2 separate regions of the Homo sapiens genome follow, and region 2 is linked to region 1. Evidence: chromatin loops called from intact Hi-C (ENCODE). Cell type or tissue: mammary epithelial cell. All regions are shown on one strand. Each heading gives the region's core, and the rest is flanking DNA. Links, peaks and the distances in the headings are about the cores only. Region 1 overlaps SGMS2 (sphingomyelin synthase 2). Region 2 has its middle 36 kb from the start of PAPSS1.

Region 1 (16,878 bases), core at 5,135-7,634:
ATCCCCTAAATCCTGCACTTCCACCATATTTACTGAATTTCTGTTTATTTCACATGCAATATCCCCTCTTATCAAGCTTTATGTAAAAATTTTTTAGCAGCCTAAACTTCTTCCCAATCCCATCGACTTGCTTACACACTTGGCTCTCGTGCTTCAGGTCTCAGCAGATGTCATATCCTCCAACAAACCTTTCCTGCTACAACTCCCTGGTATGTGCTACTGGACCTAGAAATGAACTTTCAAATACAGCACTCACTACCCAGTTGGGTTACAAAACCTAGTGTCCCCTCTCTCCTAAATTCCCTTTTAAAAAGAAACACTCATTTCCATTTATAACTTTCTGCTTCTTAAGAAACCAACCTCCCCCTCTTGGGTGCTTTGTGCCCAACATGTTCATGGTATGGCTACTATTCTTTACTTCTACCTTTTGACCTATATTCATGCACAATTACACAAATCTCTTAAAAATGGTGTTCTGTAAGTACAAATCAGACTTGTTCAAAGGCTGTCAATAGTAAGAAAATGCACAAAATTACTTGAACATAATATTCAATAATCATAAAGCTTTCAAATGTGAAAAATATCCAGGGGTGCTAAAGGCAGGTACAAAAGGGATAGTGGAAAAAGAAAATCCTAACTCTAAAATAGGGCTCCAGAATCCTATGATTACAGGAGCAGAAAAAGGCTTCATTTTATTCTGAAAATGGCAGCAACTTTTTTTTTTTGAGACAAAGTCTCACTTTGTCGCCCAGGCTGGAGTGCAGTGGCACGATCTCGGCTCACTGCAACCTCCTCCTCCTGGGTTCAAGCAATTCTTGTGCCTCAGCCTCCCGAGTAGCTAGGATTACAGGCGCCCACCACAACGCCCAGCTGATTTTTGTATTTTTGGTAGAGACAAGGTTTCACCCATGTTGGCCAGGCTGATCTCAAACTCCTGACCTCAGGTGATCCACCCGCCTAGGCCTCCCAAACTGCTGGGATTACAGGCGAGAGCCACCACACCTGGCGGGCAGCAACTTTAAGAATAAGAATGCACTCATCAAAGGCATTATTGCTCTTCAACAGATAACAGCCTAAATACACACTTTCTTTGCAGAGGTTTTTACCGAAGTGCAATCAGAAACCTTAATTTGAAGATCAACTGTCAAAAAGAGTTTTCTGGGAAATGTTGGTTGACCACTTTGTGTAGCTTTCCTTACCTACGATAAAATCATGCAAAACTAAGTAAAAGTGAAAATTTCTCCAAGCCTTTAACAATCTAATTTATATTGCAAACCCAAGTGATTATTATATTGTGGCTTTGTTGTTATTTTAAGCTTTTATTTGGAAAAGTATTTACAAATATACACTTTAAACAATTTCATCAACATTGTGATCATGCAGAGCTAATTGGGCTTTATTACTATTATGCTATATTTCCTCTGCCAAAAATATATTTTTATTTCAGTTTAACAACACTAGATTGGAATATTTTCCAAGTGTTTAAAAATTTTGACTATGTATCCTATTAATGATTTAAATTTATATAGCCTGTGCTCGATTCGGCAACACATATACTAAAATTGGAATGACGCAGAGATTAGCATGGCCCCCGCACAAGGGTAATACACAAATTCGCGAAGTGTTCCATATAAAAAAAATAAATTTATATAGCCTAGACTTAAGAACAAGAGCTATAGCTAACACTCATATAGTACTTACTATTGCCCAAATGCCACAGTTCTAAATGCTTTGATTATCTTATTTAATCATCTCCACAATTCTATGAGGTTAAATATTATTACCCATGTTTTACAGATGAGCACAGAGATATCAAGTGAATTGCCCAAGGTCACCAACTAGTAAGCAGTGAAGCCAGCATTTGGTACTTTGGTAGCTCTGACTCGGCAGGCTGTTCTACCCCTCTTTGGGAAAAGCGTCGCAAATGAGCACACAGCTTCAGGGTGAATTCTTACAGCAAAGAAAAGGAAATGGGATAGCACAGCCCTGCTATGTCAGAAGAACCAACATCAGACATCAGTGGATTCTCATAGCAACATCTCCCCACTGCTTCCTCTTGACACACAGGAAAAATGTTCCAGAATCAACTGGGAAGACTGGCATTTCATTTATAAATGTAATTCCCAGGCTGGGTCGGTAACTCCTCCAATCTTTCCAATTACGTTCATTTCAGATATAGGGGACAGAAATGCTCCAGAAAAGAACTAGACCATATTTGGAGGAGGAGAGAAGGAGTACACCCTTCATCTGTGTTGTGAACTATGTGGAGGAGAGTAGTATGTTACAGTACAGAGAGTCTTGGGGAGGCCATGTGCATGTGTCTTCAGGCCTCCACCTCCTTTCAACTTGAGGAGCTCTGCTTTTCCTTCTATTTTAGAGGGGTTACCCAAAATCTCATCTGAAATCTGGGTTCCATGGCTAAAGAAGTTTAAAAACTGATAGTGCCATGACAAAGCCCTGGATCAGAAGTCACAAAACAAGAATCCAAGAATCTCTCTCTCAGTTTGGCCACAAACAAGTCATGATTAATCCTGGGTCAGTAATTTTGCAATCTTGGGTTGTAGTTTTCTCAGTGTAACACCATTACTTTACAGATTTCTAAGACTCTTGGCCATATTAAAAATATATCATCATATAAAACGAAAGAAATAAAAGATATGTTAGTGACCTCACCAAAGAAAGTTTAAAAAGGTAAATAAAAATCCCATGTCTCACAGAAAGAAAAGAAATAGGGTAAGGTAATTTATTGATAAAGAATGTACTAACCATCATATGATCTAGTGCTCAGAACACCACCGTGAGATTGGTCCCATCATATATTAATATTTCCCAAACACTTTTTTGGTTTGTTTTTTTTTTGTTTTTGGTTTTTTTTTGAGACAGAGCTTCACTCTTGTCACCCAGGCTGGAGTGCAATGGCGCGATCTCAGCTCACTGCAACCTCCGCCTCTCAGGTTCAAGCGATTCTCCTGCCTCAGCCTCCTGAGTAGCTAGGATTACAGGTGCACACCACTACGCCTGGCTAATTTTTCTGTTTTTAGTAGAGACAGGGTTTTGCCATGTTAGCCAGGCTGGTCTCCAACTCCTGACCTCAGGTGATCCACCTACCTCGGCCTCCCAAAGTGCTAGGGATTACAGGTGTGAGCCACAATGCCCAGCCAAGAGTTTTTTTTTAACTTGGTATTTTTATTTAGCTTGATGTAGATAATTTGTGGATAACACATCCATGTGAATTTACTATTAATCAATAACAAAAGTTTATTCAATAACCATGGCCCCTACAACATGCCCTTGCTAATCTCAGAAGCAAATTAAACTCAGGTCAAATGTACATTGTAACATCTTAGAATCCTAAAATCCAGGTTCTAACCCTGACTCTGCCACTTGATGAGAATTAATGCAATCTCCTTGGTCCTTAGTTTCTTCTGTCCTACCCCTATCACATTCTCAAATAAGGGGCTATGCTAAATGATTGGCCATTGGCATATTATGGTTGATCTTATACTTTTATTTCTTGTGGCAATCACACAGTCAGAATAAGCCACATGAAAAGGAAAATAAATTCATGGAAGAATCACCCATTAGGTTCTAGTCACTACTTAAGGCATCTGAATGGAACAAGAGGAGACTATGGGGGTGGGGGGATTTCCACCAGGACTGAAACCAATTAAATAAGATCTTAATGAAGAGCTCCTGATTCAGGTTTATTAGAGAAGAAATAAGGCATTAAAGCTAATGAAAATAATTTTATAAAGTTGTAGCTGAAAGGTCATATTCCCTAGAACAAGAGATAGTTAATTAGAAGGTAAACAATAGAAAAGTTATTGGGTGAGCTCAGAGGCCAACATGAAAGAATATAAAAAAGTATTCTGCTTTATAATTCTAACTGACCATTATACAGATGCAGATTCAAAATTAGGAAATAATGTAATACCAATTAGTATAAACTGGTTAGTGTTTATAAATAGTTGGTACTTTAAAAGGCCTTTTCCAAAATACCTAAAATTGAAATATAATAATATCCCAAGTAATCTGAAATTGCATATTTTGATTTAAAGTTAAACTATAAATTCCATTAGCATTAATGTTTAAAGGTAGACAATTTACAGTATTAAGCTAGATGAGACCTCTCTCGTAAAAGATTAGCAATCCCAGATTGTGTATTTTTTTCTGGGTTGCAGACTATTCCAGTTTTAACATCATACATGACATACACTCCTAAGCCAGATAGCTTTGAGAAAGCAGCTGATTATGTCTTAGAACTTTGTTCATTAAAACTATAAATTCCTATCTCAAATGCTTCTTGGAACAAACAAATATAAACAACGTGAATTCTATCGAAGCTTATTTGAATCACTTGAGGCATTATTTATGGCTGTTTTTGAAAATGTTATGTTTGTTCAGTAATATTTTATGAATAATGTTAATACAGTTTTCCACCAAGTAACATAAAGATACCTGATGAAAGATAGAGAACTTAAATTCATGTAAATGGTAATAAAATAGAAAAACCTCTGGGCTCTTTATAAAATAAACCAAACTTAAATGCATTTTCCCCAAACCAACATACACTTATAGGAAGTTATTCAAGGCATAAGACTGCATATAAAACAGGGATTCTACCTTCAACATTAAATTCAGTGAAGCACTTTATATATTGTGACTTCAAGGAAAGCTGGAAAATTTTACAGTTCAACGGGCTTTCTCCTTTACTTTTTATAGAGATTGAAAAGTTAACCTTAAGACACTAGGCCATTATTTTGGCAATAAATAAATCATTATATCATGTTATACACCTTAATATATACAATTTTTATTTGTCAATTAAAAACACATATTTTTAAAGAAATCTCTATAGCTGTTGAATAAAACGTCATGTACTTATGTTGTACAACTGACCAGAGTTTCTACCTAATTCAAAATTAACTATTATGACTGGCTTTTGAGGCAACTCTGAGAGTCACTCCCCAATCCTTTTCATCCTTTTGACTTTCAGGCCAACTACTTCCTTGGGAAACACCACCATCTCTCAGTCAGCAAAGACAGAACCAGAGAGAGAGACTCTGCAAGTTCAGGAAGAAAGGTTCCAACTACTTTTACTCTCCGTTGCATCTCCTAATGTCACCACTTCCTCAGAGCAGGGTTTAGTCACTACTACAAAACATTGCTCAGGAACTGCAGAGCCACTAGCCTGGCATGTGGTGACACATTCCCAACACAATTCTCTAACATTCTGATTTCCCTTGCAAAGATAAATTCAAGCGAACTTAGAACTCTTAAAGATCAGATTGAGATTGAATGCCATTGGCTTTCTCCCCATACCTATGCTCCTACACATCTCTTCAGCCCAGCACAGGGTTTTAAAAGCTCACTGCTTAACACAGGGCTATCTCCTCTGCTGGTTATGAGCTGCAAGGATAGAGTCCATGTCCTGTTTGTGTTGGTGTTCCTGGCCACTAGCCAAGAACCTGCAGCCCAGCCCTAGAATAGCAGTTGAATGAATGTGGCAGCCCACACACTCAAAGACACCAGAATTATCTTACCCTTTCCCAGAGAGCTTCAGGTACCTTTCTTTTCCTAAATGAGTCACTAATGTGTCTGTATAAATATGGTTTCCATATATGTCACAGAGCCCAAACATTTCATCTGACTTACTGTGGTTTACTTTTTGTGACTGCATTTTTATTATATCTTATATAAAAAGGGGGATATAACAGAAGGAAAAAACAGTAAAGCAAAAACCCATATCTAGCTTCAGAGCATTACATATCCACTGGAAGCCCTAAAGCAATGCTCCATGATCGCATGGCCTTTCCGCTGCATAACCCTGAGGTCATTTTTTGATACATAATTCTCAAAGTATGCAGTGCTGAAAGACCTTGAAGAGCTTTCTTAAATGATGTTATGGTTAAAATTTCTATGATTGCAGTCCTTGAAATCATAAAAGAATAAATACATCCTTGGAAAAGATCTCACTTCTCTTCTTCTTCATTCCTTCACAATTCAGCCCCCACCTCTCAAGGAGCTGTCTAGAGCATGGCGAGCAAGCTAATGCTTTCCCAGAGTTTATGACAGATGCCAGTTTTAGTGTTCCCCAAATGCTAACATTAATACACACAACTACTGTATAGGGTAGTCACCATTACCACCCCTATCTGAGGTATGAAGTTAGAAATGTAACAAGTGACAGAGGTAGAATTTGAACGCATCTGAGTCCAGGCTCCTGGAACCATGCTATGTTGTGATTTTCTGGGATCTTGGGCTATTTTTACAATTAGAGATGTGACCCAAGGGCAATGGATTTCCATCCTGGTGAGTTCTTCTGGGGAGAGACTGCACTTCTCCCAGTCCTGTCCCCAACTCTTCCTCCTCACAGTTACCATGTAGGAGCATGAAAACTATCCATGTTTGCCCAGTAAGGTGGCATTCTTCCAAACATTAGCTGGCCCCACCTTATAACACATAAGCGAGAAGCTCTAGGTCACTTGACCTCAGGGCACATGCAAATGTTTATCAGGCTGCCCAGTGACTTGTAGAGGCGGCATTTCCTGGAAACATCATGGTTAGACATTTCATTCAGTGAGGTGTTCAGAACATCTGAATCACTCCTGTTGCCTAGCAACTTGTTTGTGTTTGGCAGGATGAAGACAACTCAGGCACAGGTACAGTCGGATATAAGGCAGAAATCTATTCAGCACGACGTCCTCCCAACACTAGACTGCTGATTTAGTGCTTAAACTTGACAGTGTTCTTTCCCACTTTCTCACTCTTGGTAGAGGCTCCTTCAGTCATTCTCTTTAAGTCAGGAGCATTCAAAAGGCACTATGCTGTACACAGAATAAACAGGTCCTTTGTAGCTGAAATATAGGCTACTATTTTTCCTACAGAGTTTTGAAAAAAAACTTTTAAGACAAAGCTAATTACAGGGTTCTTACATATAAAAGGGAAAAGAGTTATACAGTATCATGGAAATTACTTGTCATCCTTAAAAGAATTAGTTCTTTCACATATTCGCATATCTGTCCCTTTTCTTTGATAACAAGAATTGATTAGCACAATATAAGTAGCTTCGGAATCAAGGAGGTTCACCCTCCAATACCGTCATAAATACAAATATATAGCAAAGCTGGCCTAAAGTCACCTTACTAACCTTCATCTTCAAATTTAAGTTAGCATGTGTGCCTGGGTTACTCTAGGAGCCAAAAATCTAGAACAAAACACTGTGGGCTTGCATTCCATATACATTCTCCGACAGTTACGGCTTTTCCTCTATTATTTTAGGTCTCCGCTACTTTCCCAGTCATTTCTATGCGTTAAATACTCAGAGAAAGAAAAGTGGTTTTAGAAAAGCCGCCCCCACCACCACCCCAATACTGGGATTTCTGTTGTTGTTTCTTTCGTTTTTGCTCTTCTTGTCAGAGGACATGCCTGCTATAGAAACAAGAAAATAAGATGTAAGGGTGTGCTTAAATGTTACTCCTAATCTTAGTGGGACAGTCCTGAGTTCTAGATTTATTAAATGTTTATGAACAGGAGGATACAAAAGTTGTTTAGAAAATTTTATTTTTTCTTCCTTTCATCCAATAATATTCATCCTTACCTTGGGGTTTCAGTATCCTGATATTTGTAAGAACTATTAAAAATCAAATAGATATGAATTACTTCACTTTTTTAACAACTATAAAATGGGTATATGAGTTTACTTAGCAAAGATTTTCAACTTAAACATGTTAATCCTTTATCTCCTCCAAAATATTTTTCTTTTTGAAAGGCATATTTAAGGAAAAAAATCTTTCCATATTAAAAAATTCTTGAATTCCACCAAAGTCCATAACAGATTTAAGAAAAGAGTACCCTCATTATCTAGAACTGGCTAACTGTAGGCTGCAATTACTAGTGGCAAGAAATAAGGGGGTTGAATCACTCTCCAAACTATTTCAAAGTCCTTAACCACATCTCTCAAGCAAGTTTTCTAATTTGGGGTTCGTAGTTGATAGGTGGACCTCCTGAAGCCCTGTAAAATGTTTTGGCTCATGCATATAACCAGAAGTAGAAAGCTTATTTCTTCAGATTCTCAAAATCGAATTTAGGTCTTGGGAAATCAAATTGCCAGCAGATAACTGAGGATTTAACCTCATGAATTTGTTGCTGACTACCTGCTTAATATAAATTGCAGTAACATAAAAGAAGAATGTTTGTTCCCATGCTGAAACTGAAGATTTCTAATAATTAAATAGCAGTAGAGCCCCATCTATGACAGCAAGCCAGTTTACTGCATTTGTATACCCTGAGAGCTAAATTACCACTAATTGTCTCATCTTTCGAAAATGTATTTAAACTTCATTAGATATGTGAATGTCTGTTATGGCCAGGCGAAAGAGACCGACCTAGTCCCTGGCCTCACAAAGCTTGCAGTCTGGTTGGAGAAACAAACAAATCATTATCACACAGGGAGATAAATGTTTAGATAATTGAAAGTTCAGGATGCTATAAGAACACATTGCCAAGGCACGCAACCCAGTCTGACATTTAAGCTATGAGAATTGGCAAAATATCCAGACGCTGATGACAGCAGGTACTCTCACAAGTTTCTAGTAGATATGTAATAAGAAAACCTTGGCCAGGTGCAGTGGCTCATGCCTGTAATCCCACCACTTTGGGAAGCCGAGGCAGGCGGATTACCTGAGGTCAGGAGTTCGAAACCAGCCTGGCCAACATGGCGAAACCCCATCTCTACTAAAAATACAAAAATTAGCCAGGCGCAATGGTGGGTGTCTGTAATCCCAGCTATTCAGGAGGCTGAGGCAGGAGAATTGCTTGAACCCAGGAGGTGGAGATTGCAGTGAGCCGCCGAGATCGCACCATTGCACTCCAGCCTGGGCAACAGAGAGAGGCTCCGTCTCAAAAAAAAAAAAAACACCTTCCTCTCAGAGATGCAATTTAATGATATCTATTAAAATTACACATACACCTTATGACCTGCAATTCTACTTTACAAGTTTATATAGATATATTGTCTACATGCAAAATAACCTACATACAGTTACTTACTGCAGTACTGTTTAAGAGCAAACAATTGGCCACAACCCAAATGTTGTCCATCAATAGATCACTATTTTAACTGTGGAACATCCATAAATGGACTCTGTTATTCTGTAACTGCTTTAAAAAAAGAATGAGGAAAGTGTCTTAGTACTAGCTTATTAAGTCCTCCTACATATATTGTAAGGAAAAAAAACATACATTGCAGAGAAATATAGTACGCTATCTTTTACATTATGAAGAGGGCAAATAGGAATATTCCTATTTGCTTATTTATGCATAAAGAAATTCTAGAAGGATGCTTTAGACATTGACAGAGGCTGAGAGGATGGTGGAGGCAGAATTTGGGCAGACTCTGTGAATGCGAAATGTATGAAAATGGTATACTTAAAAAGTAATCCTTACATCAAGTGTGTGGGACATTGCAAAGGAAAAAAAAAACAGTAATCCTTTATTTTTCAAGCCCAAGTTATATCAACCTAGCACCTTTTTTTGGTTTATTATTTTAACACACTTCTAAAATTCTGCAGTGATTAAATTAGAACATACGACTACTTTATTTTCCAAATCAGGGTTTCACTCTCTCCTTTCCTGCTTGTGTCCATCTGCCATCCTGAAGGGGGTTTCCCCAGAGTACCTGAGAGCGAGGCAAGTCCTCTGTGCCTCCCTGCTCTGGTTTGTTGGCTGAGGATATTCAAGAGCTTTTTTTAAAGCTCATGAAAGGATTTTGTTTTGTTCACTGCCTCATTCGCAACACTGACAAGAATGCCTGGCACATAGAAAGCGTTCAGTAAGTATTTGTTGAATAAATGAATTCTTTTCTTCACTCAGCTTCAATGAGACAGACACCACCAGACAAAGGGAAAGATATCAAAATGGTGTCAAATATTTAGAAATAGCTGCCATTCTTAGTGCCAGCTCAAAGTAGGCATTCTAACCTTAGCAACATTCCTAGAATTATTGTGAATTTCACAGAAGACAAATAATGTTATAGAATACTGTGCTGAATAATATTAACTACCTACAAATATTTATTTTAAATGATTTGGGATTACATGGTCCTGGTGTCTATCTTAGGGTAGAAATCTTTTTAGGCAAACACCACAATAAACAGTAATGATAAAAAGTAAAAAAAAACAAAACAGCTATCATCAGGGTCAAATGAACCCTAGTCTTAAGGTGCCCAGAGATATAGCAAGAAAAGGGAAACTCTTTTGCACTAAAAAATGCAACTATTTTTATTTTCAAGAATAAAATTATACTTGAAATAAAATTCCAAGTACTCTAGGCAGTGAATTGAGTTGTACTGCTTCAACCACACAAGCAAAACCTCTTCTTCCTCAGTGGGCATAGAATGGGTATAACTGCCACAGCTCTTTAATTTTGGTTTAGATAACTATAAAAACAGAATAACTTTGCTAGTAATTTCCGTACTGTTGCTGAAAGGTGCATGGCTGACTGATATCTCTTTGAAGATTTTCTGTTTTCTTAAGGCATGGTTGAGACAGTTAATTGAGTGCTCTCTTTTGGCAGTAATGCAAACAGGTTAGAAAGTTATGGGGTTACCTCTATTTCTCTGGCTGTCATTTAAAACGGCAATCCAAGACCGAGAAAACATCCATTCACCTGAAAGAACTTGAAATTTAAGACTCTCCTGAGGATGAAATAAAAATTCTCAGAGTTACGACATTTATGAATGTCTTAACCAGAGAAGGGAAGATAGCAGCAGCAAAGCTGCAGGACAACTGATAGACAGCCAACCTTCAGCTGATGTAAGTTAGACTCATGCTATAGCAGCAGGAAGCACCAAACCTACTGTTTCCAGATGGTAGCACAGCAATTCCCACCTTGGTCCTTGCAGCAGTCAACACTCCCAGTCTCTGGCAGGTCCTTTTGGAGAAGAGTGTTATAGGGCCACAGGATGCAGCTCTAGGGGAAGAAAAAGTCAGAGATTAAATAAGAATGAGGCTTTGTTGCTATGTTTTGCTAGTTTTCTGGGGGTGGAGGTGGAATGAAGAGCCCTCTGATGCTACCCTCCTAGAGCTCTCCAATACTGGCCCTCTAGGAGAGTTGCCAGGAAAACACTGGCTATAACAGGTACTGACACTTCAGGTCAAGAAAAGCAACTCAGCCATTCACTCCACTAATATTTAACACCTGCCAGCCCCTATTTAAAGTTGGAGCAGGGCAGGCAGGCAGATTCCCTTGCCTCCTGATGTTCGCGTTCTAACACAGGAACACACAGATAAACAAGAAGACCAGTCAATGTCACTCAAAAAAGTCAGTCAGAGTCAGGGCAAGGCTGATGTGGTCGATGTAGAGCAAGTGGTGTCAGGGAAGCCTTTCTAAGGGGATATTTAAGACTTAATAAGGGTTGGGGATGGGGGGGGTGGGGCAGCTACAAAAGAAGAGTAAGCCAGGCAGAGGGAACGGCTGGGCTGGCCCAAAGGCCCTGAGGCAAGAATGAGCCAGGAAGGTTTAAAAAGAATGGAAAGCACGGCGGGAGTATTGTGAACTAGGCATAGAGAAGGGAAGAGGAGTGCAGAGGGCTTTATAGGACAGTAGAAGGACTATGTACATAAAGGGCAAACTAAGTGTCACAGAAACTTAGGTTGATGTGCTGTGCATAATCTGTCACCTTCTACTAAATGGTGGAAGATTTCCTTTGAAATACATACAGTTGCTGCAGTCTTTCAATGGATTTTTTAGTTGAAATTTGCCTTGTGGATGGAAGCAAAATATAGGCTACTGGCCAGAGGTCTGCAGTTCATAGAACCACAATATGAATATCCAAAGAATACAACCTGAGACTACCCAATAGTGCATATATGTATATGATTTGGTAGCATATATATATATATATATATATCTTTTAACTACCTAACAAATTTCATTAAAATCTGTTTAACAACTGCAGGATGTACACTCATGTGCAACCAGAAATCGATTTTTAGTTGAGATCCCATCTTAATCAAAAATACTCAACTCTTGGAAGAAACTCAAGAACAAATGTGTCACTCTTAGGTATATACCCCCCAAAAAAATGAAAACACCAGTCCAAGCAAAAACTGTACACAAATATTCATAACAGCATTATTCATAATGGCCCCAAAGTGGAAAAAACCCAAATGTCCATCAACTATTAAATGGATAAACAAAATGTGGCAAACCCATATAATATTATTGGGCAATGGAAAGGAATAAGGCAGTGATACACACTGTAGCACGAATGAATCCTGACAACATTATTCTAAGTGAAAGAAGCCAGTCACAAAGACCACATGTTATATGATCCCATTTATATGAAATGTGCAGAATAGGCAAATCCATAAAGACAGAAAGATTTGTGGTTGCCAAGGGCTAGGGGAAGAAGAGAATGGAAAGTGAATGCTAATGGGTATAGGGTTTCTTTCTGGAGTGCTGTAAATATTCTAGAATTAAATAGTGGGGTTGGTGGCACAACTCTGAATACACCAAAAACTACTGATTTGTACACTTTAAAAAGGCCAGTTTTATGGTATGTGAATTACATCTCAGTGCAACTGTTGTAAAATTAAAAGAACAAAAGAATATCTGAAATGCTGTGAACAGATGAAATAAACTTCAACTGGCCCAAAATGCTATATTCCAGTAAGCATTACTAGACCCCATTAAAAGGGACAAGCAGTTTAGTTTTACACTTCAGATACTGTACACTACACTCCCCATGGTACATGTTTACCCCTCTGGAAAGATCACCTTATCCTTGGAGGATGTTTTTCTCGTTTCACTTGGAACCCTTCTCCGGTTATCACCCTCTCTCGACTCCACCTACCATCCCCACTCACTCCACGCAAATAAAATTAAAGCAGATAGTTGCTTTTGCACTCTAACTCAAGTCTGTGGACAATTACAATTGTTTAGAGCATGGTATTAATGATATTTCTAATATGGTCAGCTTATAGATTTTATTCAGTTACGTAGCCAAACCTAGCACTTTTCATCTAGTCAAGCTGAAAATGTGTGCCCTTGTCAAAAAGGAGAATGGGCAAAAGGGTAGATACTGGAAATGCAAAACAAATTCAAGCTTACTACTCCAAAATCCCTTTCTGTATATATCTTAACATGGTGTTACATTAAGACTACATTCATTTTAAATAGTATCTTATAAGTTCATGATTTATTTTAAAGTATATGTAGAATGTATAATTTCACAAAGGAATAAAGTAAATTATATAACAACAGCAAAATACTACTGTGAGATGATTAATGTAGAATCACAGAGGCAGGTAAATATAGAGAAGGTTTCTTGATCACAAGGTGTAGTGGAAGAGGGAATGCTATCTCCTGGGACTGAATATTGTTCTACCTGCTCCCGGTAGCAAATCACTGCAGAGACAGCAAAGCTTGATGTTTATGAACAAGGATTCTGAAGGCCAACTCCACACTTAGCATGACTCCACGATTAAGTATTATGGCTCCAGGCATGATACTTAATTTCCCTGAGCCTTAGTTCCCTCATCTATAAATAGTACTAACTTAACAAGGTCCTTAAAAGAATCAAAGGTTATATAAAAACAAAAATAGATCTAAAGGGAGAGACAGATTGCAAAACAATAATAGTAGAGGACTTCAACACCCCACTTTTGGCAATGGACAGATCATCCACGCAGAAAATCAGTAAAAAACATTGGAATTAAACTATACTCTAGACCAAATGGACCTACTAACAGACATTTACACAACATTTCATCCAACGGCTATACAATACACATTCTTCTCAGCAGCACATGGAACATTCTCCAGAATAGATCATATCTTAGACCACAAAACAAGTCTCCACAAATTCAAAAAAGTCACTATTATATCCAAGTGTCTTTTCTGAATCCAATGGAATAAAACGAAAAATCAATAACAAGAAGAGCTTTGGAAACTGTGCAAATGTATGGAAATTAAGCAAAATGCTCCTGAACAATCAACAAAGAAATTAAGAAGGAAATTTAAACATTTCTCAAAATAAATGAAAATGGAAACACAACATACCAGAACCTATCAGATACAGCAAAAGCAGTACCGAGGGAATTTTATAGCACCATATGCCTACATCGAAAACATAGAAAGACTCCAAATAAATAACCTAATGGTGTACCTCAAGGAACTAGAAAAGAACAAATCCAAAATTAGTAGAAGGAAATAATAAACATCAAAGCAGAAATAAATGGAGAAAAAAGAAAGAACCAAAGGAGTTAATACTAATAAAGACATCAGAAACAGCACCTGGTATATAGTAAGCATTATATGTATTTGTTAAATGATTAAAATAGAGCATACTAGTTAAGTCTTGCAAAATGACTAAAACTGTACTGCATATTTGGCTCTCAACTCCTTTGTAGATAGAGGGGAAAAAATTTTCCAAACTCAGAGAAAGAGAGAAAATGCATATATCTCCATATGTGTTTGGAGGAAGGCAAGTGGGAACCATATTTTGTTCCTCAGGAGGAAAAAGAAAGCATTTGACACTTAACTTTAATATGGTCTGTACACAAGAGGCAATGAGCAATACTGCAGACCAGGGAAGACCGCCATATGACGTCACTTGATAGTTTTTCACTGTTTCTCAATAAATCCCAAGGCATAACTCTCTACAATTTCTGTAGTAGGAAGACAAGGCAATGTGATACAAATATACAGCTCTGATGATCGGCTCACAACTGCACCAGAAATCTCCAATCCATCTTTTACTTCCATTTCCCTCTGCCATGCTTCTGATAACCAGAGCTGAGGAGGAGACAGTTCCAGATCTCTGAAACAAATTCTCCAACATTAGGAGATGGCCAAAATATAGCCACATAAAAACACTAAGTAACCTGATGCATTGAAAAGCAACTCCCCCTAGAAGCATCTGTTTTTAAGTTTAATGGACTTCAGAGCCATTGTCTGGCTAAAGAACAGCCATAATCATCTCAGGGGATTAAACAACTTGGAAGAATATTCCTATTAGTCATAGTCATCTCAGGCTCCACCTAACAGTTAAACACAGAACTTTTATGAATTACAAAAGCTATTATGCTTAAGCCATGTTTTATTGTAAATTGGACAGTAGATAACTTTTCTTTAAAAGACTAGTTATACGGTGCAAACCTTAGCTAGAAAACGACCCGTCTTCCTTCAGATAGTCCCATATTGTACATGGAAGACACGATAAAGTTGAATTTCCACAGCTATTACACAGTCCTGTGACTAAGCTGATGTCCCAGTGATTTATCAGCCGTTTTCATTCCATCTGGCAAAGCATGTTGTTCTTAAGGCTAATTATTTAACAATGTTTTCTTCAGATAAAATGGTAATAATCTTATTAATCAACTATAGCAATGTATTTTCATTTGCATACCTATGGAGTATTGCTAAAGAGAATAGAAAATAGATTAATTCCCTTGCGGTTCACGTACACTAAATGTAGCATTCTGCAAGGAAGGAGAGCAAGAGATGGCATTTATAACTAACTCCTGTGCATTCTTGGAGAAGCTTTTTTTGACCATTCCAGACCGCATTTGGTTTCCTTTCCCTTGCTCCACGTTACTTTCTACTTTTTCTCTGACTTAACAGTTTGCTAACTGTAACTTTGGTCAGTTATTTGTAGAGATTTACTTGTCTCTTTCCAGTGAGACTGCAAGCTCTGTGAGGGAAGGGATCACATGTGTCAGATTCTCTGCTGTCTTTCTGGCACAGAATTGAGGGTTATAAATATTTGTTCACTGACTAACTCCCATTTTATAAGATAAGCTGTGTTCCTAAAGAATCACATGTCAGTTCCTCTCAAGATAAGGAAGTCACTGAAGTAATCTTATAAGGGGAGGGAGTAAGCCCCACTAATATCATTTAATATTATGAAACAGTGACCCACAAGTTTGAACTTACAGAAGCAGAGTCCATGGATATGGCTATGGCAGATGTGACTGAGGGGGAGGGAGAAAAGGAGTGGGGAGGAATGACCCACTAATTTAGATGGGTACTTTCAGAGTGAAAGTTTATTATAAGAGCTCAAATAGTGTTTTCTAATTATAGACTGTTAAATTTAAAATATATTGAAAGGCAACTCTGTACTTCTCTCTGCCCAATGCAGACTGAATTAAAATATCCAAGAAACAGGACTTTTTTTTTAAGCCCAGAAAGCCTGACACACCTATTAAAAAGTTCTGTCTCATAAGCTCTGCTTTCTACAGTTTCTGTTAGGTCTTCCATGGCCCAGACAATTGGCAATCTTGTTCTTTCTTTCATGACACAAAGTTGTTATATCCAAATGATTAACCTCCTAAGGTTAAAGTCATGAGCGATGACAAGAAGGTCATATAATATCATAACAGTAAAAATTAAATAATTTTAAACAAATGCCTTCAAACCTTCACAATAAAAGAAAATAAACTCTTATACTTTAACATTTAAAGTGAGAAAGTGTTTAACCTTACCAGTGAGAAAAGAAACTCAAAGAAGTGAGATACCATTTTTCTACATATTAAATTGACTCTTTAAAATACCAACATAAAATTATTACACTGCTTTCCAGGGCTATTGTAAAATATATTTCATATATTCTATAAACCTCCTAAGAACATCAACAAAGATTAGTTCTGAGCCTATTAACCAAGACATTGCCAGTAACAGTAAAAAAAAAAAATGAGAAACAAGTGTCCAATAATAAGAGACATGTTAAAAACAACATGGTGGGTAGGTACAATGGAATAATGAAATGCTCCTATCACAGTTAGTGGGGAATGATAAGAGGTGCATTATATATTCATGGGTATAAAACAATGATATGTGTATGATCCTATTTCTCCTGTTTCTACAAGTTGCATG
Region 2 (16,878 bases), core at 5,638-8,137, 110 kb after region 1:
TCCCACATACCAACAACTAGTATAGTATAGTACTTTGGCAATATTTCTATTATTTTAGAGAGATAGATTGTCTCTATATACTGTTTACATAGAAAAAGTTTCAAGTTTTGGATACCAAACAATTGATGTTATTTAATTTTTTCACTGAATTGACTCTTAGTGATGTATAAACATCATTAAATTTGCTCTACTTTTCATACTTTTTGAGTTCAGTTTCATGCATGGTGGGCTTAAGTTAGCTGTGTGTATATGCTCATTCCTATAAAAGAGTTGACACTGAAAAATTAAAATTTCACTCAATCATTGACTTATAACAGTTCTTTTATTATATACCTTATAGTGAAGCTGTCCTTGAACAAACTGGCTGCTCAATATATATTTAATTGAGTTTTTAAAATTTGTTTAGGGATGTTGGTACATAAAAACTGGCAAACTATACGGGAAGTTGTACAAGCTAGTTGTACATATATCATGTAAGAATGATTTTTTGTATAATGACTTCTTTTTCTCTGGGTAGACACACAGTAGTGAGATTCCTGGATCAAATGGTAATTCTACTTTTAGTTTTTTTTAAGGAATCTCCACACTGCAATTGCAAAAATATGGAACCAGCCCAAACACCCATCAATTAATGATTGGATAAGGAAATTGTGGTGTATATGTATATACCATGGAATACTACTCAGCCATAAAAAGGAATGAATTAATGGCATTTACAACAACCTGGATGGAACTGGAGACTATCATTCTAAGTGAAGTAACTCAGGAATGGAAAACAAACCTCGTATGTTCTCACTCATAAGTGAGAGCTAAGCTACCAGGATACAAAGGCATAAGAATGATACGATGGACTTTGGGGATTTGGGGGAAAGTGTGGGAGAGAGGTGAGGGATAAAAGACTACAAATTAGGTTCAGTGTATACTGCTCAGGTGATGGGTGCACTGAAATCCCACAAATCACCACTGAAGAACTTACTCATGTAACCAAATACCACCTGTTTTCCAGAAACCTATGGAAATACAAAATTTAAAAAGAATTTTTTTATTTCATGTATAAATTAGAAATGAATTCACGTATTCTGTACTGGAAAACTGTTATTCTGTTAGGCATTCTTCCATGCACAGTCTCTAGTTAACCTACTAAATTATCAGCTCACTTTATATCTTTGACTTCCCCTAAATAGTGTCTCCTTTCCCAACATTTCAGATAAGAGAAAGCTTGCTGCCCAGGCAGAATCCCCTGAGCAGCTGCACTTGCCTCATTCTCTGCAGCCCCGTCTGCTTTGTTGACCTTCCTCAAGACCTTTCAATATAAGTATCTGAGGTTTTGTTTCCAAGTCTTTCTTCCAGACTATGGAGTGCAGCTGAGAAAAAAAATATATATATAAAGCTCATTGACTCTCTATCTATTTCATTCCCAACACTGGCTCAGTTTTACTCCCTAGGAAACTTCCTTACCAATTGGTGATGAAGAACATTCCAAATCTTCATCACTTTTATCAAGCCTATCATTGTGGGTATTCTGCCTTTATCTCTGCCCTATCAGAGAAAATAACAACAGCTACCATCTAATGAGCACTTGCTGCCAAACATTTTACACAAAACAACACAATAGATCTTTTTATTCCCTTTTTTTTTGTAGGTGATGAACCAGAACTTCAGAGAGAAAAAGAAACATACTCAAGGGCATACAGCTCATGCCTTCATACAGCTCATCAGACATATTCGATTCATGCCTCATTATCCTTTTTTCCCTTTATTCTTTTAAAATATAATATTTGATACATACACAAAGATATAATGTATAATGTACAATCAGCCCTCAGTATCCACAGGGAATTGATTCCAGAATCCCCTGGGATACCCAAATCTGTGGATGTTTGGGTTCCTTATATAAAATGGTATAGTATTTGCATTTCACCTGTGCATATTCTCTTGCATAATTTAAATCATCTCTAGGTTACTTATAGTAACCAGTACAGTTTAAATACTATGTAAATAGTCATTTTACTGTATTGTTTTAAAAATTTGTGTTATTTTTATTGTTGTTTTAGTTTGTATGTTTTTAAATATTTTTCAATCTGTAGTCAGTTGACTCCAGGGATGCAGAACCCATGAATATGGAGGGCTGACCACATAGATAATTAAAGCTAAATAACACAATGAATGTTCAAAATTCCATCTTCTAATGTAGAAACTAGAATATAACCAGCACTGTTGCACTTACCTATGTTTTTCTCCCTTCTCTCACTCTGCGGCCTTCCCCAACTTTCTGAGGTAACCACTGTTTTCAGTTTTTTATTTACCATTCTCTTGCTATTGTTTAGCTTTTAATTTTAAAAATAATGTAAAGCACAGGGAAGTTTCAAGAACATTGCAAAATTTCCTGTACACCATTCACCAGATTCAATTATTATCACTTGCCAAATTTGCTTTCTTGTTATCTCTTTTTATGCATGTTTTGTTGTTTGAACCATTTGAGAATAAGTTGCAGATGACATCTCATTGCCTAAATACTTGAGCATATGTTTTCTAAGAATGAGAATATTCAATTATCAAAATTAGAAAATTTAACACTAATGTAATACTTTACCTAGTCTATAATTTATTTTAAAATTTCTTCAGTTGTCCTAATAAAATAGTCCTAATAAAAATATCCTTTATAGCCACCCTGTTCTACCCTTCCATCTCCTCCTCCCCCGGTACAGGATCCAATCCAGGATCCCGTATTACATTTAGTTGTCATGTCCCTTTTGTTTCCCTTAATCTGGAACAGTTCCTAAGTCTATCTTTATATTTCTTGACCTTGACATTTTTTAACGGTTCAGACCAATTATTTTGTAGGATGTCCTTGAATGTAGGTTTTCTTCATGGGATGTTTCGTTATGATTGCATTTAGGTTATCCATTTTTTATCAGGAATACTATATAGATGAGGTTGTGTTCTTTCCCATGCAACACAACAGAAATAATAAAATATCAGTTTTTCCCAATTTTGATATTGTCAACTTTGATTACTTGGTTAAGGTGATGTCTTCAAGGTTTATTCACTCTAATAGTACTGTTTTTTCTTCTTTGTAATAAAGTAATTTAAGTAGAAGTAGTTTGAGAGGATGTAACTACTCTGTTGTTTACCAAATTGCAACCCACTAGTTTTGGCATTGGTTGGCAATTTTGTCTGAATCAGTTATTACTATGATGATTGCCAAATGGTGATTTTCTACCTTCATCTTTCCATCTACATAAGATTTTACTCTAAGGTAGAAAGATTTTTTCCCTATTTATTTATTATAAATAGAAATTTATCTGTTTAATTTTAGTATAAACTTTTCTCATTGATCACCATTGCCATCTGTTATATATCAAGTTTCCATATATTCTTTGGTCTTTCTGGGTTCTCTCTTTCGTTCAGTTGGTCATTTGGCTTTTCCCTATGCCAAAATACTATCTGAATTATTATGGCTTCATCATTAGTTTCGATATCTTGTTGGCCAAGTTTCCATTTTTAATTGAGGCATGCCATGGATATTCTTGCTTTTCCATAAATTTCAGAATTATGTTGAAATTGTCATGTTTCACAAAATTTCTATTGATATTTTGATTGTGATTATATTAGCTCTCTTGATCAATTTGAGGACAACTGACTTTGAAAAAAATTGAGTTTTCCTTTCCATGAACACAGCCTATTTAGATCTGAGTGTATTTTAATAACGTTTCATAACGTTTCTGTACAGGCTTTATTATTATTCATTAAATTAATTTTAGGTATTCTATTTTTGAGCTATTTAAATGGAATCTCTTTTTACATTAAATTTTCTTTGTGCTTGTTATGCTCTAGAAATGTTTACTGAGTACTTGTTAGATTTTTATAGAAATGCAGCTGAATTTTGCATAGCAATGATATGGTAAACTTACTGCTTCTAGTAGGTTGTCTTTGGAATTTTTGTATACACTATTGTATCATTTGTAAAATAATGAAGTCCTTTGTCTTCCTTTCCAACCTTTCATCTTTGATTTATTTTTCTTGTTTTTCAGCGGGAAATTAATAAAATGAGTAGGAGAGTGCACAGTCCTGGAGATATTGCTTCACTATGCGAATCAATCCTGGTCCTAGCAGTTTGGCACCACCCGGCGGTGATTGTCCACTCCAACCTAAATATTGACGGGATTGATTCCGGGCCTGTAGTTGACTGGACGTCAGGAAAGCAGTAATGATTCCAGGAAATTCCTAGCTAGATAGTGCAAATTTTGTTGGCCCAGTTTGGGAATATTGAATGGGGCAATTACTGAGCAAGCGGGATTCGAACTCCACTTCTCCTGTGGATTTTGTGCTAGTTTGCTGCCTGGCTGCCCTATCTATTATGTACCCTATTCCATCCCCCAACCTCAGAACAAAAGCAATATTCCTCCTCCCTATCTGTTCTACATGTAGGATAGAGTGGTGGATGGGAGCGAAACATCCATTTTATAGTTTTAGAATTTATGTTATCCTGGATATATTTCCATAAGGTTATACTATATTTAAGTATTTGTATATATTTTCTCTCTCCTTCCATTATAATCTAGGCTTCAAAAAGGTAAGGATTTTTATGTTTTCTTCCCAGTGAGTAGAAGAGTCCCTAGCCTGCAGACACTCAAAAATAGTTGTTGAATAAGATGAGTGAATGAATATTGAAATCTTCCATTATATGGTAGAGTTGTCCATTTCTTCCTGTAATTCTATCAATTATTGCTTTATATTTTTAAGGCTCTTTTATCAAGCACATACAAAACTGAAATCATTAAAGCTTCTTGGTGAACTTAGTTTTCCTTAATAATGTTTTGGGGTGATTTGTTTTTGTTTTTATATTTTTGGTCATAAACTTGTTTCAATACTAATATTCCATCAAGATTTCTTTTGGTTAATATCTGTCAGGTATATCTTTTTACTAACTTTTTACTATGTCCTTATGTTTTATGTCCCCGTATTCTAAACAGTATTTAGCTGGATTTTTTAAATACAACTGGACAATCAACCATTTAATAGTGAGTTAAGTTTATTTATGATTGTGAATATTATTGATGCTCAGTTTATTTCTAAATACCTTTAAAACCTGTTTAATCTGTTTATTGATTAAAAAATTAAACAGTTACATTTCTAGAAGATCCTTCTGTTTCTTTTTCTAATAATATTTCTGTAGCCTTTTTTGTCTACTTATCTTTATAGTTCTGTTGTTTATTTTTTTAAACATTCTATACCCAATCCACCACTGGAATAAAATTATAATATTTATACTATGTAATATTTATACAATGCTAATATAACTGGTACATATATTAGGTAAACACATATATGCCAGGTATTCTTACAAAATTAATAATATATTCTCTTTAACTCAGTGTATTCAAAATATCATCATGCCAACCAGGTACTTTTTCTTTTTTTAAGACGGAGTCTCGCTCTGTCGCTGGAGTGCAGTGGCGCAATCTTGGCTCACTGCAACCTCCACCTCCCAGGTTCAAGTGATTCTCCTGCCTCAGCCTCCCAAGTAGCTGGGATTACAGGTGCCAACCACCACACCCAGCTAATTTTTGTATTTTTTAGTGGAGACAGGGTTTCACCATGTTGGCCGTGATGGTCTCGATCTCTTGACCTTGTGATATGCCCACCTCGGCCTCCCAAAGTGCTAGGATTACAGGCGTGAGCCACCATGCCCAGCCCAGGTACCCTTTTTTAAACTTTACATGGATTAACATATTTAATCCTCATTTTGCTAACTAGTCCTGTTTTACAGATTAGGAAACTGTAGTGGAGAGAAGTAAAAAAATTGGACCAAGTCCAGATAGATAGGTAGAATTCTGAGCTGGGATTTGAACTCAGGCTGTTACTACAATATTTTGAATATTCAGTCTGATAATGGGGAGGGGAAGACAGCAAACATTGTTTTTATTTTTGCTAAACTTAAAGGCAAAAGAGCATTTGATTCTTGCTTTGTAAAACTGCTAGTGATTTTTAACCTTTTCATGTGGTAATTAGCTTTTTGCATGTCTTCTTTATCGTTCCTATTCTTTGTCCATTTTGGTCTTGGAGTCCTAAGTGATGTTTTGTATTAAAAGCTCCTTAGTGTAAAATATATTTTTATAATAAGGTATATTTTTATTTAAAGAATTTTACATTTTTACCAGGAATGAAATCCCAGTTCACATTTTCACTTCCTAAGGAAAATTAGAAGATTTGCAAAACAATTACTTTTTCGTAGAAACTACACCCCTACTCTTCCTCATCCTCATGACAGGAAATTCTCACCTGTTATTTTTAGTCTCTGAGCTCAAATTTCCATAAGAAAACACATGAGGAAAGGAAAAAGTATGTATACCTCTGTTATATATATTATATAAAATATCATCTCTAGCTCTCTGTAAAATTAAATAAAAGCTTATTATTTCAAAGAACTAAACTACTGAAAATACCTTAAACAGAATATGGCACAATTAATAAATAGATACAGCTTAGATTTGTTATTTTAAGGAAAAAATAAAATTAGAAAATATTTTAGAACGATTATATAAGATATAAAAAGGGATTATATAAGATATAAAAAAGAAATGCTTTATTTTTAAGAATTAAACACCATACAGTTCCTTTATGGAGAGATCTAAAAGCTTATCTGATGTTTAAAAACTAGAAGGAAAAAATGTTTAAGAAACTAAAGAACTATATACTCCTATTTGGAGGCTCTCAGCATTTGCCATCTATCAGACTAGATTTTAGAACAGCAAAATTTAAAAATGTTGCCATCTAGTGTTCACCTTTAGAATTATTCCCATAAAATTCGTGTAATATAAAAAGGTTACTTCAAAATATAACTGGATCTTGACTCTTTAAAATTGGAACCAGAGATCAAGAAGGAATTTCCTGAGGTAACTGAGGAGAGTTTTAAAAATTTAGGGAAGAAAGGAAGAGGTTACTAATGATTATGTATCTATACATGTGAAGACAGCTGTGAATGAGGAAAGCACTAGAATGAGAAAGTAGCAAATGCCCAGGATCATTTAGGGTAAATAAAGAACATGAGGGGAAGGTTGGGAGAAAAATCTTTGAAATGGTAGGAAAATACTGCAATTAGTCATGGAAATGTATTGGATGGGAAATTAAAAAGAATAAAATATATTGGATGTTTACAACTTCTGAAGGAATTTAGTTTGTTTTAGGTAGTAATAACCACGATTTGTTGAGTGTTTAGTGAATGCCCATGTATTAGTCCATTCTTGCATTGCTATAAAGAACTTCCTGAGACTAGGTAATTTATAAAGCAAAGAGGTTTAATTGGCTCACAGTTGCACAGAGTGTACAGGAAGCATGGCTAGAGAGGCCTTACGAAACTTAGAATCATGGAGGAAAGCGAAAAGGAAGCAGGCATGTCCTACATTGCCAGAGCAGGAGGAAGAGAGCAAAGGGGGAAGAGCTACACGCTTTTAAACAAGCAGATATCGTGAGAGATCTCACTCACTATCACAAGAACAATAAGGGAAAATCTGCCCCCATGATCCAATCTCTTCCCACCAGGCCCCTCCCCTGACACATGGGAATTGCAATTTGACATGAGATTTGGGTAGTGACAGAGCCAAACCATATCATTCTGCCCCTGGCTCCTCCCAATATTGTCTTTCTCATTGCAAAATATAATCATCCCTTCTCAACAGTCCCCAAATCTTAACTCATTTCAGCATTAACTCAGAAGCCCACAGTCTGAAGTCTCATCCAAGACAAGGCAAGCCCCTTCCACCTATGAGCCTGTAAAATAAAAAACAAGTTAGTTACTTCCAAGATACAATGGGGATACAGGTATTGGGTAAATACACCCATTCCAAAAAGGGGAAATCAGCCAAAACAAAGTGGCTACAGGCCCCATGTAAGTCTGAAACCCAGCAGGGCTGTAATTATATCTCAAAGGTCCAAAATAATCCCCTTTGAGTCCATGTTGCACATGCAGGCCACACTAATGCAAAGGGTGGGCTCCCAAGGCCTTAGGCAGCTCTACCCCTGTAGCTGTGCAGGGTACAGCTCCCTCAGCTGGTTTTATGGACTGGCGTTGAGTGCCAGTGGCTTTTCCAGGTGCATGGTGCAAGCTATTGGTGGATATACCATTTTGGGGTCTGGAGGACAGTGGCCCTCTTCTCACAGCTCCACTAGGGAGTGGCCCAGTGGGGACTCTGTGTGAGGGCTCAAATCCCACATTTCCTCTCTGTACTGCCCCAGTAGAGGTTCTCCACGAGGGCTCTGCCTTTGCAGCTGAACTTCTGCCTGAACATCCGGGTGTTTCCATACATCTTCTGAAATCTAGGTGGAGGCTGCTAAGCCTCAACTCTTGCCCTCTGTGTACCACAGGCTTAACACCACGTGGAAGCCAAGGCTTAAGGCTTGCACCCTCTGGAGCAGCAGCCTTAGACATATCTGGGGCCCTTTTAGCCATGGCTAGAGTTGAAGCAGTGGGGATACAAGAAGCAGAGTCCTCAGGCTGCACAGAGTAATGGAGTCCTGGGCCTGGCCCACAAAATCACTCTTCCCTCCTAGGCCTCTGGACTTGTATTGGGAGGGGCTGCCTTGAAGTTCTCTGAAATGCCTTTGAGGCATTTTCCCCATTGTCTTGACTATTAACATTCAGCTCCTCCTTACTTATGCAAATTTCTGCAGCTGGCATGAATTTCCCCCGCAAACAAATTTTTTTTTTCTTTTCTAGCACATGGTCAGGCTGCAAATTTTCCAGACTCTTACGCTCTTCTTCCTTTTAAATATAAGTTTCAGTTTCAGATAATCTCTTTGCTCACATATATGAGCCCATTCTGTTAGAAGCAGCCAAACCACATCTCGAATGCTTTGCTGATTAGAAATTTCTTCTGCCAGAAACCCTAAATCATCTTTCTCAAGTTCAAAGTTCCACAGATTCCTAGAGCAGCGGCACAATGCCACCAGTCTCTCTGCTAAAGCATAGCAAGAGTGACCTTTGCTCCAGTTCCCAATAAGTTCTTCATTTCCAGCTGAGACCACCACAGCCTGGACTTCATTGTTTATATCACTACCAGCATTTTTAACAGGTCTCTAGGAAGTTCCAAACCTTCCCTCATCTTCCTGTCTTCTTCTTTGCTCTTCAAACTGTTCCAACCTCTGCCCATTAAAAAGTTCCACAGCTACTTCCACATTTTGAGGTATCTTTATAGCAATGCCCAACTCCCAGTACCAATTTTCTGTATTAGTCCATTCTCTCATTGCTATAAAGAACTTCCTGAGACTGGGTAATTTATTTAAAAAAAAAAAAAAAGGAGGTTTATTTGGCTTATGGTTCCACAGGCTGTACAGTGATCATGGCTAGGGAGGCCTCAGGAAACTTACAATCATGACGGAAGGTGATGAGGAAGGAGGCATATCTTACATGGCCAGAGCAGGAGGAAGAGAGTGAAGGGGGAGGTGCTACACACCTTTAAACAACCAGATATTGTGAGAACTCGCTCACTATCATGAGAACAGCAAGGGGGAAATCCTCCCCCATGATCCAATCACCTCCTACCAGGACTCTCTTCCAACATTGGGGATTACAATTCAACATGAGATTTGGGTGGGGACACAAATCCAAACCATTATCAGCCAGGTATTATAAATGTTTTGCATATAATGCATATTTGACTTTTAAAATTATGCCGTTAATTACTCCCATTTTACAAATGAGAAAATTGAGGTACAGAAAACTTGCAAAGCTGGTAAGTGGCAAAACTGTGATTTGTGTAAACCAAGAGACTGTCCAATGTCCGTGTTCTTAATCTAGGAGGGCTATACTTATTCCTACAGTAAGTACAGAATTTAGGTTGGGGTCACTGTATAACATTCAATATAAAGTTTAGTCAACTATCCAAATAATTTTGACCCAATTTTATTATTAGGATCTAGTGTCTGCACTGGTAAACTCATCTAACGATTGCTCAGTTTTCTCTTTTACACCATGCTATACTTGTGGTAAATTTCAGTACATAAATTTGTCTTTCCAATATAAATATTTTAATACTCCTCTTTCATTTGTAGAGTATGTACATTAACTTCTTTGATAGCAACGGTAAATTTCTTCTCTGCAAATCTTGGTCCTCTTTGTTATCTCTGGTACAGTTATGGTCACTGTTACAAGCTGATCTGTGTCTCTGCCAGATTTATATGTTGAAGTCTTAATCCTCCAGTACCTCAAAATGTGACTGTATTTGGAGACAGCGTTTTTAAAGAGGTAATTAGAGTGAGTCCTAATCCAATATGACTAGCGTCCCTATAAGAAGTGGAAATTTGGACACAGATGGCTGCAGAGGGAAAACCATGTGAGGACACAGGGAGAACATGGCCACCTGGACAAGGAGAGGGGCCTCAGAAGAAACCAACCCTGAAGACTCCTTGATCTCTAACTTCTAGCCTCCATACCTATGAGAAAATAAATTTCTGTTGTTTAAGCCACTTACTCTGTGGTAGTTTGTAATGGCAGCCCTAGAAATTTGATACAGTCACTGTTTCAATTAGGGTCTTTGTTTACAAATTAAGATTCTTGCTAGTTTAAGCAGAAAAAGGATATTTCTTAAGGAATATTAGATAGCTCAGAGAGTCTTTGGAGGGTTAAAGAGTTGGGTTTGGAGGCTATGCAGTCAGAAACAATGCTCTAACCACATTGTGAGATTGTGGCAGTAAAGGCTCTGATGCAACTGGACACTAAAGCATACACCACTCACTCTGGATATGAAACATCAGGAATTCTGTCATTCTGACCTTGAGAGATGACATCTCAGCAGCTACCTATGCCAAAATGTGGATTTCCTTCAGCTCCTGCCTTGCCATGTAGCTCATTTCTGGGATGATGTCTCACATGGGTGTGTGTGATTGGGGTAGCCTAGGTTATATGCCTGTAGCTTCGCCGCAAGTGAGTGTGGCAAAGTGAGCTTTCTGGCTTCTACCATGTGGAGGTGGATTAAAAGGCAGAAAGTTGCCTAGATGTGGAAAGGGTGCTCAAAAGGTGATGCTAGGTCAGAAAAGGCAAAGGAAATCAACTGTAAAACTTCAGTAGTATGATTTTTTGGCCAGTTGCTCTTTGCTACTGTCCCTGAGAGCTAGTTATCTTTTCCACAGTCCTTAAACTTTTCTTGAATCTACTTTTTTTTTAACTGAATAAACTCTCCCTTCTCTAGAATTCAAATAACTATCAAGTACAAATAACTGAATCTTCCCACCCCATCCTATTGTATACCCTTCTAAGAAAGAAATTAAGCAGGTTAATATGAAGGTGCTATTTGTCAAGTATTTATCCCTCCCAATATTGGTAGAAGAACTTCCAACTTTCCTTAGTGAATTATTCCATTTTCCATCTTTTCTTATCATTTGTGTGGGAATAACATCTCCTACTGTGCAGCCCCTCCCCAAGTTCCAGAAGACCTGTGGCTTAGTCTGGCCAGTCAGAACATTCCATACACTGCCCTCACCCCAGCCTTGTGATAAGTTCTAGAATAGGTGGGTTTATTGTCAAGGACAGAAAGATAAGATGCAGTCCCTGGACACCTCCTAGCATGACAGACCTGCATCTCTCTGGTTCCTGTCTTTCTGCTGAAGTTTTTAGTCTAGGATGGCAGCCTGGAACAGCTGCGGGCCAAACTGATATTCCTCATTAAAAACTTTTTCCAGAGTAAAGCTGACACAGATGGACGGAGAGCTGAGGGATTCATAGAAACAATCCTCATGTCTTCTGAGCATTCAAACCAGCTGTGTTAGAAGTTTGTACTACATCTAAACTTTTCAGTTCTTTATGCCTATAAAGACACTTTCGTCTTAATTGCATTTGAATTGTTTCACTCACTTGTGACCAAAGGAGTCCTGACTAGTTTGATTGGTTAAAGAGTAATCAGTGCAGATTTTCCCCCCAAATTCTGTTTTAACAGACATCTATAGTATCTCTACCTTGATGTCCAAGTGAAAAAATAACTTGGTCTTATTTTTATACAAGTATGTACATAAGTATGTATTGTGTATACCTATACCCCCATACTCCTCCATGCATAGACACAAAGTAAAAATGGAATTAACATATCAAAGATTTTATCCATCTTGGGTTCTTTCTCTTTAGATAAAATATCATTTTTTTAGGATTTGATGAGAGGTAAAACATATTTGCATATGTTTTTCTGTAGTTTTTGCTTTATCTAGGTTTACTCCTGTCATGGTTAATTTTACTGTCAACTTGACCAGGCTAAGAGATGCCCACATAGCTGGTAAGACATTATTTCTCAGTGTGTCTGTGAGGAAGTTTCTGGAAGAGATTAGCATTTGAATTGGTGGACTGGGAAAAAGAAGACACACCTTCACCCATGTGGGTGGGCATTGTCTAATCCTTACAGAGCTCAGTAAAACAAAAAGATGGAGGAAGGATTAATTCACTCCCTCTCTCTCTACTTCTTCTTTTCCCCCCAGAGAAGGTCAGGTCTCCCTCTCTCTCTCAGGTTGGAAGGCAGTGGCATGATCATGGCTCACCACAGCTTCAACCTGTAGTGATCTTCCTGCCTCAGCCTCCTGAGTAGCTGGGACCATAGGCATATGCCACCACATCCAGCTAATTTTATTTTTTGTAGAGCTCGAGGTCTTGCTATATTGGTCTTGAACTCCTGGCCTCAAGCAACCCTCCCACCTTGGCCTCCCAAAGTGCTGGAATTACAGATGTGAGCCACTGTGCCTGTCCTCACTCTCTCTTCTTGAGCTAGTGGATTCATCTTGTCCTGCCTTTGGACATCAGAGCTTCCAGTTATTGGGCCTCCAGACTCAGAACTTACACTAATGGTCTATCCTGGTTTTCAGGCTTTCAAACTTGATTGGGAGTTTCACTGTCAGCTCTCCCAGTTCCCAAGCCTTTGGATTAAGGCTAAATATTTACACCAAGGGCTTTTGTAACTTTCCAGTTTGCAGAGGGCAGATTGTATACACACATTATGTCCAACAAATCACAAAGTTAACGTAAAAAAAACTAGAAGAAAGGAAAACATTGTGGAGCATCACAGAGAAACTTTCTGTTCTTCAAACCAGTGAGTCACCGTACTCATATCTATAGTTTCTTCAGGGTACTCTTTCATGTCTCAGTCAGTTTATTATTTATGCAGAAACACAACTAGAGAGCAGTTTCTTGATCTATTCAGGTATAGTACCTTTAATGAAATAATTACTTCTAAGTAAATTTAGATTGAATTATAGTGATCTGTTTCCTTTAATACAACGGTTGCTCTTAAGATTAGCATAGTAGAATCTAATTTATGATTAGAAGGTAAAGGAAAGTTAACACTAGGCACTGTATGCTAACCAATGAGGTAACATAGAGTACTACTGTTGCTTGATAGAAATAAATTCTTATAGGAACCAGAGAGATGCCAGTCTGCCTGAATTATAATACTTCCATTAAATATGTGTTATACTCCAGCATTTGTCCTGGAATTGTCAGATGAAAGACAGATCAAAAGGTCAAAACTGAAGAATTGAAGCCAACATGTTAAAAAGAAACACAAAACAAAGTAGACAACCCTATGATAGCCTCCAAACACTTGGTTGAAAGAAATAGGAAAAAAATGCCCTCTTTCTTCCAGTTTTTCCTTAAACAACATTATTAACTTTGTGCTTTATTGGACATAATGTTATTTAGTGCATCTTTTTGTATTCTCTTGAAATGTGTTACTGTAATTCCAAAATGAAAACTTAGTCTTAAATATTTAAATTCTTATTAAACAACTCTGCTTAGTCATTTGCATATACTAAAACATCTGTATGAAATAATTTGTGTAAATATCAGAAAGTCATGCCTAGTAATGTTAACCAAGAAGAATGCAGCTTTAATGTAAGGACAGAAGAACTGTGATTTAGGATCCTGTGCATCTTATGCTACTAGGCTGCTCAGCCTAGAAAAGGGTGAGTTCTAAAATGGGGAAGATTCTCACCATTATAACATAGTAATGCAACATCTGGGCTTCTGAGTGGCTTGCTTGAAATGAATGTGTGGGTTTTTTTTCAGGACTCTGCATCACAAAAACGCAGGATATTATAACCTACTCGGTATTTTGGACATCGAAGGAGAAAAGGACTAGAAGTTATGGGAAGGTTGAGCAAAAGAGAAGGAGAAAGGAAGAGGATGAGGAGGAGAAGGAGAAGAGAAGAGGAGGAAGAGGAGGAGGAGAAGGAGAAGGAGTACTGTGTTTCACTAGTGCATTTTACCTTCTGCACGGTAAATAATTAGTACCCCCAAGCTTATAAATAACAGGATGGTGTCCTCTGACTAAAATTAGGGCTAGTTTTTATGTTAGGAATTTATAATTTCCTAATTGCTATTGAGATTTCTTGCAGCATAAACAAACAGATGTGCTTTTAATTAGATTAGCCTCTTATAAACAAATGCGTGTCTCAAGTTCAATCCAATTTTTTCTTAGTTTCTTATTGTATGCAAGCATTTTAATTTGTTTACTGCAAGAAATATGTACAATTAAATTGGTTTCTCTGTGATTAAATATTTTATAACTTTTATTTGATTTTTAATTTTTACTGATAAAGAGGTACAAAAGTAAATGAATGAAAATTATTATAATAAACCATGAAATTATTTAAGTCTCTATAAATAAATGATATTTAAAGTATTTCCTCTAAAATGGGTCATTTCTGAAATAGACATATGTGTTTATAAATGTAATCTTGGTGCAATACATTGTTTATGTAGTAATTTTTCCAGAATAGTTAATATTTTTTTAACTATTGCTGCCTAATAAACTACTTCAAAACTTAGTGGCTTAAAACAACAAGCATTTTATCATCTCACACAATTTTGTGCATTGGGCATTTGGCTTGGACATACAGAGAGGGCTCATCTTGGATTTGCTTGATAGCTACTGGGACTGGGACATCCAAGAAGGCTTCTTTACTCCCATGTCTGTCACTTCATCTAGGATGGCATGAATGATGGCATCTGGCTAATGCTCAACAGGGTCATATATCTGGGACTTCGGTTCTTCCTGCAGGGTGGGTTCCTTGGTCTTTTCCAAATAGTCTGAGAACCTCTTTTTCTCCATGTGGCCTCTTCATGCAGTTTTTCCAGCAAGGTAGCCACACTTCTTAAGAGGCTGTGAAGCTTGAGTCTGGAACTGGCATACAGTCACTTCTACCGCATTCTGTTGGCTAAGTAAGTCGTCACAAGTTCAGCCTGGATTCAAAGTAGGTGAGGACTACATAGGAGTATGAATACCAGGATATGTGGTTCATCAGGGGTAGGGGGTAACTGTGGAGACTAGCTACAATACATGTGTCCTTTGACAGTGTGATTTCCTGGATCTTCAACTGTATACTTAAGTGTCTCTCAAGATGTATGTTTTGTGTAATATGAGGCTTAAGAAATGTTTTTCAGAAAAAGAGCACTCGTATTATAAATTTGAGAGATAGTACAATCTATAGCCCTTCACTTGGGCTCACTGGCATGTTAAAAGTGGTAAGAGTTTTGCAGCATAAAAATCTGTTTAATTTGTGTAACACAGCGTTCCTCAGATATTTAAGAGTATAGAACTGTGCCTGGAACTTAGTAATCATTCATAAATATTTGTGGAATGAAATTTATCAGAAGATCCTTTTTCACAAAATGCACACTGCATTCCCAATGAAGTGGTGTTTCCACTGAAGGAACTTTGGGAACACTGGTCTATTATGGAAAAGAGTAGTATGTGATTCATTTTCTTCCTGACCCATGGCTTCTATCTGGGTGTTTCCTAGTGAATTGGTTGTTGCACTTTAAATGACATGATCCCATCTCCTGGTCCCAGGTGACAAGACCCAACTGAGCACCTGACCCAAAGGCAGCCATTCGTAGCTCAGCCAGCAATGATAAGGAAGCCTAGCACAAAATCTTTCTAAAAGGGGGAAGATTCTCACCATTATCAAATAGTATTGCAACATCTGGGTTTCTGAGTGGCTTGCTTGAAATTAATGTGTGGGTTTTTGAGGACTCTACATCACAAAAACTCAGGATACTGTGACCTACTCAGTGTTTTGGAGCCCCCAAAGAGAAAAGGACTAGAGGTTATAGGAAGGCTGAGCAAAAGGGATGGAGAAAGAAAGAGGATGAGGAGGAGAAGGAGAAAACATGAGTAGCTTAAATTGGATTGTGATAGGCAGATCAAATTATATCTTCTCTTTTGAGTAGTTTGAATTTGAGAAAATCAGTCAATTAGTTGGTAGGGGTAAGACAAATAGCAGCAGAAGCTAAGAGTAACTGAGTTTCCATTATATGCAGTCCTAGGGTGCTCTGCCTATTTTCTGGTTGTGTGGCTGCTGAAAACACCTCCTTTCCCCTTTTCTTCCCTCCATCTTTAGAATAAAACTCCATTAACTGACACAACCTGTCTCAATTTCTTATTATGGGAAAGAGTCTAACTGTACGTAACATCAGGAAAAGAGTATATGCACTCTTGTTCAGAGTGAGAAAACACTCCTTCAGTTGTTTAGCTCGGGGAGAAGTGCCACTACTACATGTCCCTTCACCAATGTGCAAGCCCAGTGGGGACTTCTATTGGGAAACCCAACTACAAGTCATGCTGGTAAACCAGCTGGTTAGGCAGCTTTTTCAACTGCTGGAGGAAATGCTTTTGTCAATAGCTGCAGAAAATAAAAATTGCTCTAGGTGAGAATGTTTCTTTAAAGGATCTCTGAAATATATGCTGAAAATTATAGTTTTGAGCATGTTATTTCCCCTGGATGACTATCGGAAAATAATGAGAAAAGTAATTATTTAATTAACTTAAATAGAAGAAGGAGGCAATGAGTGGAAAGAGAGAGCACATGGACACCCATGAAGCTGGAACTGTGCCAATGTTA

Evidence for each region. Hi-C counts contacts between places; a loop is a spot of excess contacts. Peaks named below come from ENCODE experiments on the same cell type or tissue, not always from the same donor. Only the 100,000 strongest peaks of a DNase experiment are listed, where the experiment ranks them.
Region 2: a loop joins it to region 1, with 11 times the contacts of the local background. A loop is called at or near these places in 2 of 110 quality-filtered maps.

The regions. Positions count from the first base shown.
Region 1 is chr4:107,852,565-107,869,442 of GRCh38, reverse strand. SGMS2 (sphingomyelin synthase 2) reads right to left here. Exons shown (of 7, transcript NM_001375905.1): 2 at 10,890-10,971. CYP2U1-AS1 (CYP2U1 and SGMS2 antisense RNA 1) reads left to right here. Exons shown (of 7, transcript NR_125929.1): 6 at 1,798-2,535; 7 at 4,997-5,964. It also overlaps the pseudogene RNU6-733P. Among named protein-coding and RNA genes, the nearest start is that of SGMS2, 36 kb to the right of the region's middle. In mammary epithelial cell, for the core only: no CTCF peak of the experiment used is centred there; DNase peaks (open chromatin) are centred at 5,482 and 6,592; H3K27ac peaks cover 2,500 bases.
Region 2 is chr4:107,747,980-107,764,857 of GRCh38, reverse strand. No RefSeq gene overlaps it. Among named protein-coding and RNA genes, the nearest start is that of PAPSS1, 36 kb to the right of the region's middle. In mammary epithelial cell, for the core only: a CTCF peak has its summit at 6,806 (motif pointing left); no DNase peak of the experiment used is centred there.